Linked DNA regions of Homo sapiens: region 2 is linked to region 1. Evidence: chromatin loops called from intact Hi-C (ENCODE). Cell type or tissue: A673. All regions are shown on one strand. Region 1 overlaps HAPSTR1 (HUWE1 associated protein modifying stress responses). Region 2 overlaps USP7 (ubiquitin specific peptidase 7).

Region 1 (5,000 bases):
GCTCTGAGCACACCCCAATTCTAGAAGCGTGGACTTTCGGGTACCTATCCCAGAAAAACAGCACAGAAGCTGTGGCCAGTCTTGCGTCCAACACTATTTTACAGAAACCAAAGTCACTGTGAAAAAGAGCCACATACTTGAAGGTTAGGCAAACTCCACAAGCACTGAAATGTCAATCTAACCTTTAACCACAACACATTCATTTCCTTATTCAAAAAAGGAACTGGGCGGGCATGGCACAGTGGCTCATCCGTGTAATCCCAGCACTTTGGGAGGTCAAGGTGGGTGGATCACTTGAAGCCAGGAGTTCGAGATCAGCGTGGCCAACATGGTGAAACCTCATCTCAAAATATAAAAATTAGCCAGGCATGGTGGCAGGCACCTCTAATCCCAGCTACTTGGGAGGCTGAGGCAGAAGAGTCACTTGAGCCTGGGAAGCAGAGGTTGCAATGAGCCAAGATTGCACCATGGCACTCCAGGCTGGGTGACACGCAAGACTCCATCTCAAAAAAAGAAAAAAAAAAGAAAATGAACTGATTCATACACCAGTCATAGCAGGTATCCCATATTTCCCTTTTTTTTCTTTAAATGCTTTTATATAAGCATGGGAAACTGAATCCAAGAGATTTTAGAAGACAAATTCTCCCACCACAACGGGCTGGGGTGGGGGCAGAGGGCAAAGAATTATATTGATTCTGAAGACCAAATCATAACTTTCTTACATAACTGCATAAAATTAATCAGATTACTCTACTTATAGCTTTTTGATACACATTGATTCATGTGAATTAGAGCAGGTATCGCAAGTTTGTAACAAGGAACTGAAGTTCAAAGGGCCTTGTGTCCAAAGTTCATTGACAGAGTTCCCTCTGTGACCTCTCTTCCTCAAATGAGAAGCCATCTCTCAATTGCAGACAATCTACAAACCATAAGAGCACAATGCTACATCAAAGCAACACTTCTAAAGAAATACTACTGACTACGTGATTTTTAAACTTAAGAATTAAATTTGCACTAGCCAGTCCACCACACAGAAAAATATTTTATTCTTTTTTGGGAGGAAGGGTAGAGGCAGGGTCTCACTATGTTGCCCAGCCTGATCTCAAACTCCTAGCCTCAAGATCTCAAGAGAACCTCTCCCCTCAGCCTCAAGTGCTGGACTACAGGTGTGAGCCCTGGCACTCCAACCAGTAAAGAAAATGTACTGTTTCTTTAGGAATGTAACAATCTAAGTCACAGCCAAAATAAAACTGTTCCCAATCGTATTCCCTAAGGAAGTGGCATCCAAAAATAAGCACACCTCCTAGCTACTTATGTATTTACTTAATCTTCACCTAGCACACAAAACAAAGGACCAGGAACCAGGGGGATAATATTTTGTGTGTGTGTGTGATGGATTTTCGCTCTTGCTGCCCAGGCTGGAGTGCAATGGCCTGATCTCGGCTCACCACAACCTCCGCCTCCCAGGTTCAAGCAATTCTTCTGCCTCAGCCTTCCGAGTTAGCTGGGATTACAGGCATGCACCACAATGCCCAGTTAATCTTTTATTTTTAGTAGAGATACGGTTTCTCTCCATGTTGGTCAGGCTGGTCTCAAACTCCCGACCTCAAATGATCCTTCCGCCTCAGCCTCCCAAAGTGCTAGGATTACAGGCGTGAGCCCCCGCCCCAGCCCTGGGGGAGCATCTTAATAACCACTGTTTGTTGCCTGCCTGGCATCCAATCCTTGTCCTCCCCTTCCTAAAAGCACTCCAGGTTTTTGTTTAGATAGCAACCATGTTTCGAGAGAAGCTCCCTCCACATTTGCTCAAGGGGTTGTGGCTTAGCTCTCAACTCATGTGCATAACCCTATGTACCCCTATTAATGGTTGTGGGTAAGCAAGTGACCCCGTTATGGCCAAGAGATGACAGAAGTCATTTTTAGGCTCTTCTAAGCTTTACTGAGTGGCTCTAAGATGTGAGCCACAAGCCATTCTGCCAACATAATGAAGCCAGCCTGATAACAAAGTGTGCGAGTGCACACAGGGGAGAACAGAGCAGGGGAGCCTGGGCTGCTCAATTAAGTCAATCCTACTGTGGCCTTTTAAGTCAGAGGAGCCAATACATGGCCATACAGCTAAAGCCAGCCCAACTTGTGTTTTCTCATACTTGCAACCAACATATTCTTTCACAGAAAAACTACACACAGGCTGGGTATGGTGGCTCACAGTTATAATCCCGGCACTTTGGCAGGCTGAGGCAGGTGGATCGCCTGAGCTCAGGAGACCAGCCTGGGCAACATGGCAAAACCTCATCTCTACCAAAAATACAAAAACTTAGCTGGGCATGGTGATGGGTGCCTGTGGTCCCAGCTACTCAGTGGCTGAGGTGGGAGGATCACTTGAGCCTGGAAGGTGGAGGTTACAGTGAGCTGAGACAGCACCACTGCACTCCCACCTGGGTGACAGAATGAGACCCTGTCTCAAAAGAAAAAAAAAAAAAAAGAGCCAGGCGCGGTGGCTCACGCCTGTAATCCCACCATTATGGGAGGCCAAGGCGGGCGGATCACCTGAGGTCAGGAGTTCAAGACCAGCCTGGCCAACATGGTGAAACCCCGTCTCTACTAAACATACAAAAAGTAGCCTGGTGTGGTGGCAGGCGCCTGTAATCCCAGCTACTGGGGAGGCTGAGGCAGGAGAATCGCTTGAACCAGGGAGGCGGTTGCAGTGAGCCGAGATCACGCCATTGCACTCCAGCCTGGGGGACAAGAGCGAGACTTCGTCTCCAAAAAAGGAAAAAAAATAAGAGCTACACACAAAAAAAGCAGTCTATTATAAAAAATAAGTATTATGTATAACTGAGGCTACTGCTTCTGACAAAGCTACAATTTTTTCATTAAAAAAAAATTTTAAGACACGGGATCTCACTATATTGCCCCAAGCAATCCTCCTGCCTCAGCCTCCCAAAGTGCTGGGATTACAGGCATGAAAAGTTAAATAGAAATTTAATGCTTAGGGTTTCTCACTGTAATCCACACTAAGGTATTTTGAACAAAGTCTCAAACTCAGTAATAATTTTTTGCAGCCAAGTGAGTCACAAACCAGCTCCACCAGTCTCCAGGTAGAATATGATTTCTGGCCATTTGTTTCTAAGTCACCTGCCACTTGGCCCACACATTTACAGTTATGCTCAGTTCTCCTTTAGTGTACGAGTCCAAAATGGCCACACTGAAGTGAGACATATAAAGAGGGCTTGGCATCAAGATGTATCAAAAGTGAGGACTTAAGGGCATCAGACTATTTTTCCCACCTGTCAATTCTACTTACATTTACTCCAATTAGGGAAAGAAGATGAAGAAGGAAATACACACCAGAGTTTATTTCAACACAAAAAAAATTTTTAAAAAGACAGAAAATAAACTATTATTACTTCCCTTCATTTTAAGCACTGCCCACATTGAGAAAAATCCAAAAAATACTTAAAACTTGACCACCAACACAATGAATGCCAGAGCACTCACTATGCCAGGCACAAAGCTAAGAGCTTGTACTAGAATCTGTGGTAGTTATCCCTATTTAAGTTAATTAAGTCAAGGAGCACAATGGTGAATTAACACCTGGCTTCACTGTCTCCAGGACCATAAAGGTAAGAAGTAACAGAGCCAAGATCTGAACTCAGGCAATGTGGCAGTAGACTCCAACTCACAATGACACTGGGTAAACATCAACCCTAGCCAGATTAAAATGATTTTTTACTCCCCTTCTTTAGTTCCAGGAATCAAAAAATATACTGATCTAAGGATACTACTGAATATTGAAGAAACACCATCCTCTTTGCATTTATCAAATCAAAAACCAGCAGTCAGTATTTTGGCTTCCTTCCTTTTTTGGAAAGGGGAAGACAAGTCTGACCCTACTATTTACAGTAGAGGTAACCACCCACTCCATTTTATTGAATTCTGTCCTTGCTGAAGTTCAACTTACATTTACATTATCTTCCAAATCCTTCTAGCCACATTCCAACCAAACCAATTAACTCAATTTTCAACTTTTCAAAAGCCCTCTGACAACTAAAAGCGACCCTCTGCTGGGTTTTTAATCTCAATCCTGACCTTCTTAATGAAGGTCAGGATTGAGATAAACACCTAATGAACTTCTTGGTAGTTATCAAGAAGCTGGTAGGAGTGCCAAATTGTCCCCAGGCTGCACAATAAGCCATTTTTACCTTGTCAGATATTATACAAAATACAGGAATGCTGCCTGCTGCCCACTTAGAAGTATCCACCAAATTTTTCCCCCCTTAAATTATATTTAAATATTTAATCAGAACTATAACCAATATCATTTAAATTTAGTACTACTTACTGCTGCATGCACTTGTGACACCACCTTGCTAATTTTATTGGTTCTATTTAAGGTAACCAATTATTCCTACAGCTGTATGCCTGTTCTCTAAAGACCACACCCTGAAAAAGAAAAAGTGTGAGGCTATCCAGAGTATTATCCACACACTCCTTGAATCAAATAAGAAAACGTTGCACTATCAAATTCCACAAGACACAACTTACCATTTCTATTAGGCAAGGGATGTGTTTTCACTGTACAGAAACAAGGTACAAAATAAAACTAGTTCAGACTAACAATCTAGCATTTACAATAATCCAAGAATCATATGTGATGTTTTCTAAAAATAAAATTAATGTTCCTCCTTAAGTTTTCTGAGCAGGAAAACAAACAAATTGTAAACATTTTTAAATGAAGTAATCAAATTAAGGATTATTTCAGAGTTCAACTGCTGAACCCATCTTCTTACACGAAAAGTTAGCACTAACGAAAACTGCTAGGTTAGTCCTAAAGGGACACATTCTACAAGAACCCAACAGGACCAAAGCCAGAGGACAATCCCATTTTATACGGCCTAGGCTAAGAACCTGGCACATAAAAACACTAAAAATGTGTTGCCTTCCCCTTCAAGCACAAAGCAATACCAACAAAAGCAAAAGAATAAACCATGGTACTGCCA
Region 2 (5,000 bases), 170 kb after region 1:
ACTAACCACTGTGTGTCAGGGCAGTGCCACACTCGGGGGCACAGAGACGGATGCGCGGTGGCCTCTGCGGGGCTGGGCAGCAGGTGAACCAAGTGCAAACTTCAATTCTGAGTCTCACCATTGTTTGGGTCTTTTTAATGTTTAAGGAGTACCTTGGAAAATTTAATGTATAGGGTGAAAGTTCCAAAAGCACTTACAATATGTATTGATTTTGTATACATAAAATCAAACCCTGTAAAGAGCTGAATTATATAAAATAGATGGGTTGGAAAAGAGGCATAACCTTGTTTCTTTCAGCTTTTTAGGTCCTGCAGTGATTTTCCATTTGGTTGCTTCTGTGCAGTTCTGTATACATGGGCTTCATAAAGCGGGCAAGCTAGTAGTCTCATTTTGTTGAGGCCTGTGTTTTGTGTGTGTTATGGTAACTTCCAGGAGTGGAATTTTAAAAACCAGAGTCAGGTCACTGTGCATAGTGTCTTGACAAATCTTGGATATTAAAATCCTCTATTGTCACTTTGTAAAACAGCCTCGGCGAACCTCCATTTCCTCACCTAAAATGTGGGAATTGACATCTGTCTCTTGTCTACCTTGCAGAACTTAACTCCTGATCAGCTGTGAATTGCATGATCCTAAAAGCACATGGCAAAACTTATTCCACCACGCCATTCTAGACGTTATTATCTTAAACAAGTTTCTTGCCTTTTAGTAGACTTCTATCCTCAAAAGGATTAGGGGAATACCACTTGAAGAGGCTCAAATAAATAATTATTTTGGACAAGATGCGCCTCTTTCAGCTGCTCTTCCTTCCAAAGTTCCTGTGCTGTAAGCAACTCAGCAGGGTTATGTGAAATAAAATAATTTGGGATGAAGAGTGTCTCAAAGAAGGTAGAAGTGCTTACCGTCACACATGCTTTTGATATTTCAATACTACCCTCCCAGGAGGACTGATGGACATGTTTTCTTAAGACCAAACTCAGTCAGAAACTTCAAGCAAATTCTCTTCCCTGAGAAGTGGCTGATGCTGAGAACTCAGTTGTTAGTGAACTTTGGAGTCTGAAGGGTTGTTGGATGACATGGTGACTGCCTTCAGGGGCCTGAAGATGAAGGATGGGAGGATGTTCTTAGGCACTCTTTACCCAAGCCTACAAGTCTCATTTTGTGCCTTAGGAGCCTGGTGGTCAGGGATGTCAAAATAGCACCTGATTCTAAGCCGGGAACAGCCTTCCAGGCACTGCCTGTAGAGCTTGGCCCTTGGTGTGGCCCTGGGACTCCTGCCAGTCAGTGAGCTGTGTGCAGACTATAATGAGATAGGTACAGAAAGTGAAAGGAAGCGTTTAGAAGCTTGTGTAGCATGTTGACTTTGCTGTGGCAATTTCATGATGCTTTATAAAAGTATTGGTCAATAACAGATTGGTGTGGGTGTGGGAGGACTGTGCCTTCGCAGGAGTCGTTTGGGAAGCAGTAAGATGCTGCAGGGTTTGTCAAAGGTGATTGACCGATGGCCACATGCAAATGAATAGTCACTGTCATCAGTGAAAGATTGAATTTTAAATGGAGACCTTCAGTTGGACCTCTGCTAAGAGGCACTGTGTTGTCAGAAACTTAAATATCTTAAATCAGCCTTTGGTCTTGTTATCATTTAACAATTTATACTACTCATGTGGGAAAAAATACCAGTTCTTAAAAAAAAAATTATTCCCCCTAGGGTGTCCAGGCTAGTATTTTTGCAAAAATCGTGAACCAATGAGGTTAGCATTTATTATCAGGCTACTGTTGTAGCCCTTGTCTTGCCTCTGAGCAGTGCTGAGCTTCCAGGGGAATGGCTGTTTCCCTGGCTCTCAAGTCCTGCCTGTGTGTTCCGTGCTCTGTAAAGTCAGCCCAAGTCCCATGTCGTGGTCTTTACCCCCAGAAGTCCCGTCCTTGAACAGATATGAGCCATGTCGTTCCTTCTCTCCAAGGTCTCTCCACTCACTTGGTGCCTGGGGTCCTTGGGAATTCAGCTTTAGTAAAGTAGACATTGTTCTCATGTGGAACTCAGTCTGACAGGGATGGCAAGTGTATGGTTAGCACTCTGAGTTTTGGACTTCATAAGGAAGAATTAATCCATTCAGAAACTGTATGTTATCTCAGTCTTCGGGTTTTAATAAATTGGAAGCAATTTTTTCAAACTGTTAGGTTTTAGCAGTTAAATCAGGATGTATAGAACAGTTTACTCCATGTCGATTAATGCTAGTGCTTTTGGTCAATGCACAGGCTCTGTGACTGATGATGTGTTTTTTTTGCAGACACCAGTTGGCGCTCCGAGGCAACCTTTCAGTTCACTGTGGAGCGCTTCAGCAGACTGAGTGAGTCGGTCCTTAGCCCTCCGTGTTTTGTGCGAAATCTGCCATGGAAGATTATGGTGATGCCACGCTTTTATCCAGACAGACCACACCAAAAAAGCGTAGGATTCTTTCTCCAGTGCAATGCTGAATCTGATTCCACGTAAGACAGTATTTCATTACTGGAAGCCAAATTTGATCAGCCTAGTGCAATTTTATCTTAAGTTATTTGCTGCCTCTACATAGCCTTTTGATTTTAAATTAGATTAAATACGTGTTTCTCTTTAAAACCCACTGGTATATGTATAATATCCAAGCTAGAAAAGTATATTTTTATCTTGTAAGTGAAAAAACTAAAAATAGTTTGTTAGAATCTACCAGCCCATGGAATCAGGGCCGGCCTGGATTAGCTGACCATTGAGCCACCAGGCTTAATTCTTACTCTGTCAGTAACTGTCTGAGCAGAAAATGGCAGCTGTCAGAGCCAGACATCCTTTCCATTGTGTGATAGCTAATTTGTACGGGTTGTTCAGAAAGTACAAGTAAAACATACTTTGTGAAGGATTTATACAACATGGCCCTCTGACTTGAGGAACATTTAAACATTCATGTATATTATGAAATGTCCAAAAACTGAGAAATCTTGATGGTCCTTCTATTTAGATGAATTAGAAAATTAATTCACCCTTTATCAAAAACCCAGTTGATTCTGGGAGTACGGACCACTTTGTCAACCTGTCTGCAGTTGGAACCAGGGGAAGCTGCTGACTTGGACTGCACCTGTCCTAGTCTCCCTGCCACGCCACAGAGTGGCCCTTTGGAACCCTCAGTAACATGTTCCCCAGAGTGAACTGACTCTGGCTGTTCTGTCAGATCCCCCAGGGAATAAAATTTACAGAGTCTCACTCTGTCGCCAGGCTGGAGTGCAGTGGCCTGATCTTGGCTCACCACAACCTCCACCTCCCGGGTTCAAGCGATTCTCCTGCCTCGGCGTCTCAAGTAGCTGGGACTATAGGCGTGTGCCACCACACCCAGCTAATTTTGTATTTTTCATAGGGACGGGGTTTCACCATGTTGGCCAGGCTGGTCTCGAACTCCTGACCTCAGGTGATCTGCCTGTCTCGGCCTGCCAAAGTGCTGGGATTACAGGCGTGAGCCAGCGCACCTGGCCGTACTTTCATTTTCTTTAATGTTTAAGGTAATTTTATGATGCAGCCAGGGCCTGTGGATGGTTAAAGTTGTCCTCTTCTGTTCACATTATGATGTGATCTGATGAGTATTTGGGCTAGGTTTGTTTTAGTCCGATGGACAACTTTAGCCTGAAGCACTTTGGAAAAGTAGTGAATGGTCCATACCCAGTGTCAGCGTCCCGAGCAAGCAGGAAGTGCTGTGGGAACAGCACTGTCCTACCCTTGTCCTGAAGAGTCAAACCATTTCAGGGCTCAGTTGCAGCTTTGATTGATAAGGCCCCACTTAAATCGCAAACCTTAACTTTCTTTGGCTTAAGTGCTGTATGTATGGTTTTTGAACCTGGATCTAGAGGCCCTTTTGTGGTCCACCCCACACTTCACTGCAGGTACAGTAGTTCTCTTGTGGTTGTAATTTTGTGCCTCATCGTGAATTCGTCGATGCCGGGGCAGGACAGCAAGCTCTAAGGCCACAGAGCTCCCCGGTGCTGGTTTTCCCCCAGCATGTGCTGGAGGGCATCCTAGGAGAGCTCGAGAGGCATGGCACTGAAGGGCTGTAGGGGCAGGAGCAACGCTGAGAGGTGACCCCTATATCGGCAGTAGAAGCAGAGGTCAAAATTGTATAGATACAATGAAAGAAAATTTGTTTCAACTTCTAAGGAATTAAAAAATGAAACCATGAGTGAAATCACTACAGAATACACTGGGGGAGCCCCAAACACCCATTTCTCTATTAAAGGTAAAAATGCCTCCATCCTACCTTTAACCCCAACCCGAAAGGAGAGAGCAATGAAATCATAAATGGGAATTTTGGTGTGCTATGTTTACTGTCTTTAAAAATGTATAACATCTGGTAAATAATGTCAACTAAGGCTCAGATTATTCTTTTAAACAGGTCATGGTCTTGCCATGCACAAGCAGTGCTGAAGATAATAAATTACAGAGATGATGAAAAGTCGTTCAGTCGTCGTATTAGTCATTTGTTCTTCCATAAAGAAAATGATTGGGGATTTTCCAATTTTATGGCCTGGAGTGTAAGTAACAGTGTATTTAGTCTGAACAATTGGTGCATTACTGCTTGTTGTTCCCTTAACTTTTTGATTTTTCAAGTCCTTTATTGATTTTAGAGTCAGATTTTTACTTTCTAAATTGGACAAGTGTCTTTGAAAACATGTTTTCTCCAGTTTCGTATCTTACGTTTTTAGCAGCTTTCTGGATTCACGTCTCACTTTTTAGTCAGACATTCAAAGGGAGTTCCCAGTGGGCTAAATTTCCTTTAAAAGACATAATGCTGTTTGAGGTCCTTTCATGATTCAGGCATAGTACTGAGTGGTTCCATGTGACTCCAGTAATCATTCAGTTCACTTTGGCTGCTTTTTGCAGAGGTGGTAACCAGTGGAACAATCTTAGGAATGTTACTTCTTACTATGCTAAGTCACTTATCATTGCATTCTCCAGCCCCTCCCCTGCTTAGAGGGGCACAGATTTCTCC

Evidence for each region. Peaks named below come from ENCODE experiments on the same cell type or tissue, not always from the same donor. Only the 100,000 strongest peaks of a DNase experiment are listed, where the experiment ranks them.
Region 2: it touches region 1 in a loop (2.5-fold over the local background); 3 of 110 quality-filtered maps call a loop at or near these places.

What each region holds. Positions count from the first base shown.
Region 1 is chr16:9,094,723-9,099,722 of GRCh38, reverse strand. All of the region lies in intron 2 of HAPSTR1 (HUWE1 associated protein modifying stress responses), which reads right to left. Among named protein-coding and RNA genes, the nearest start is that of HAPSTR1, 5.6 kb to the right of the region's middle. RefSeq lists an enhancer at 1,988-2,487. In A673, no CTCF peak of the experiment used is centred here; no DNase peak of the experiment used is centred here; H3K4me3 peaks cover 1,605 bases; H3K27ac peaks cover 1,503 bases.
Region 2 is chr16:8,920,699-8,925,698 of GRCh38, reverse strand. USP7 (ubiquitin specific peptidase 7) reads left to right here. Exons shown (of 31, transcript NM_003470.3): 3 at 2,286-2,484; 4 at 4,404-4,542. Among named protein-coding and RNA genes, the nearest start is that of USP7-AS1, 40 kb to the left of the region's middle. In A673, a CTCF peak has its summit at 2,278; no DNase peak of the experiment used is centred here.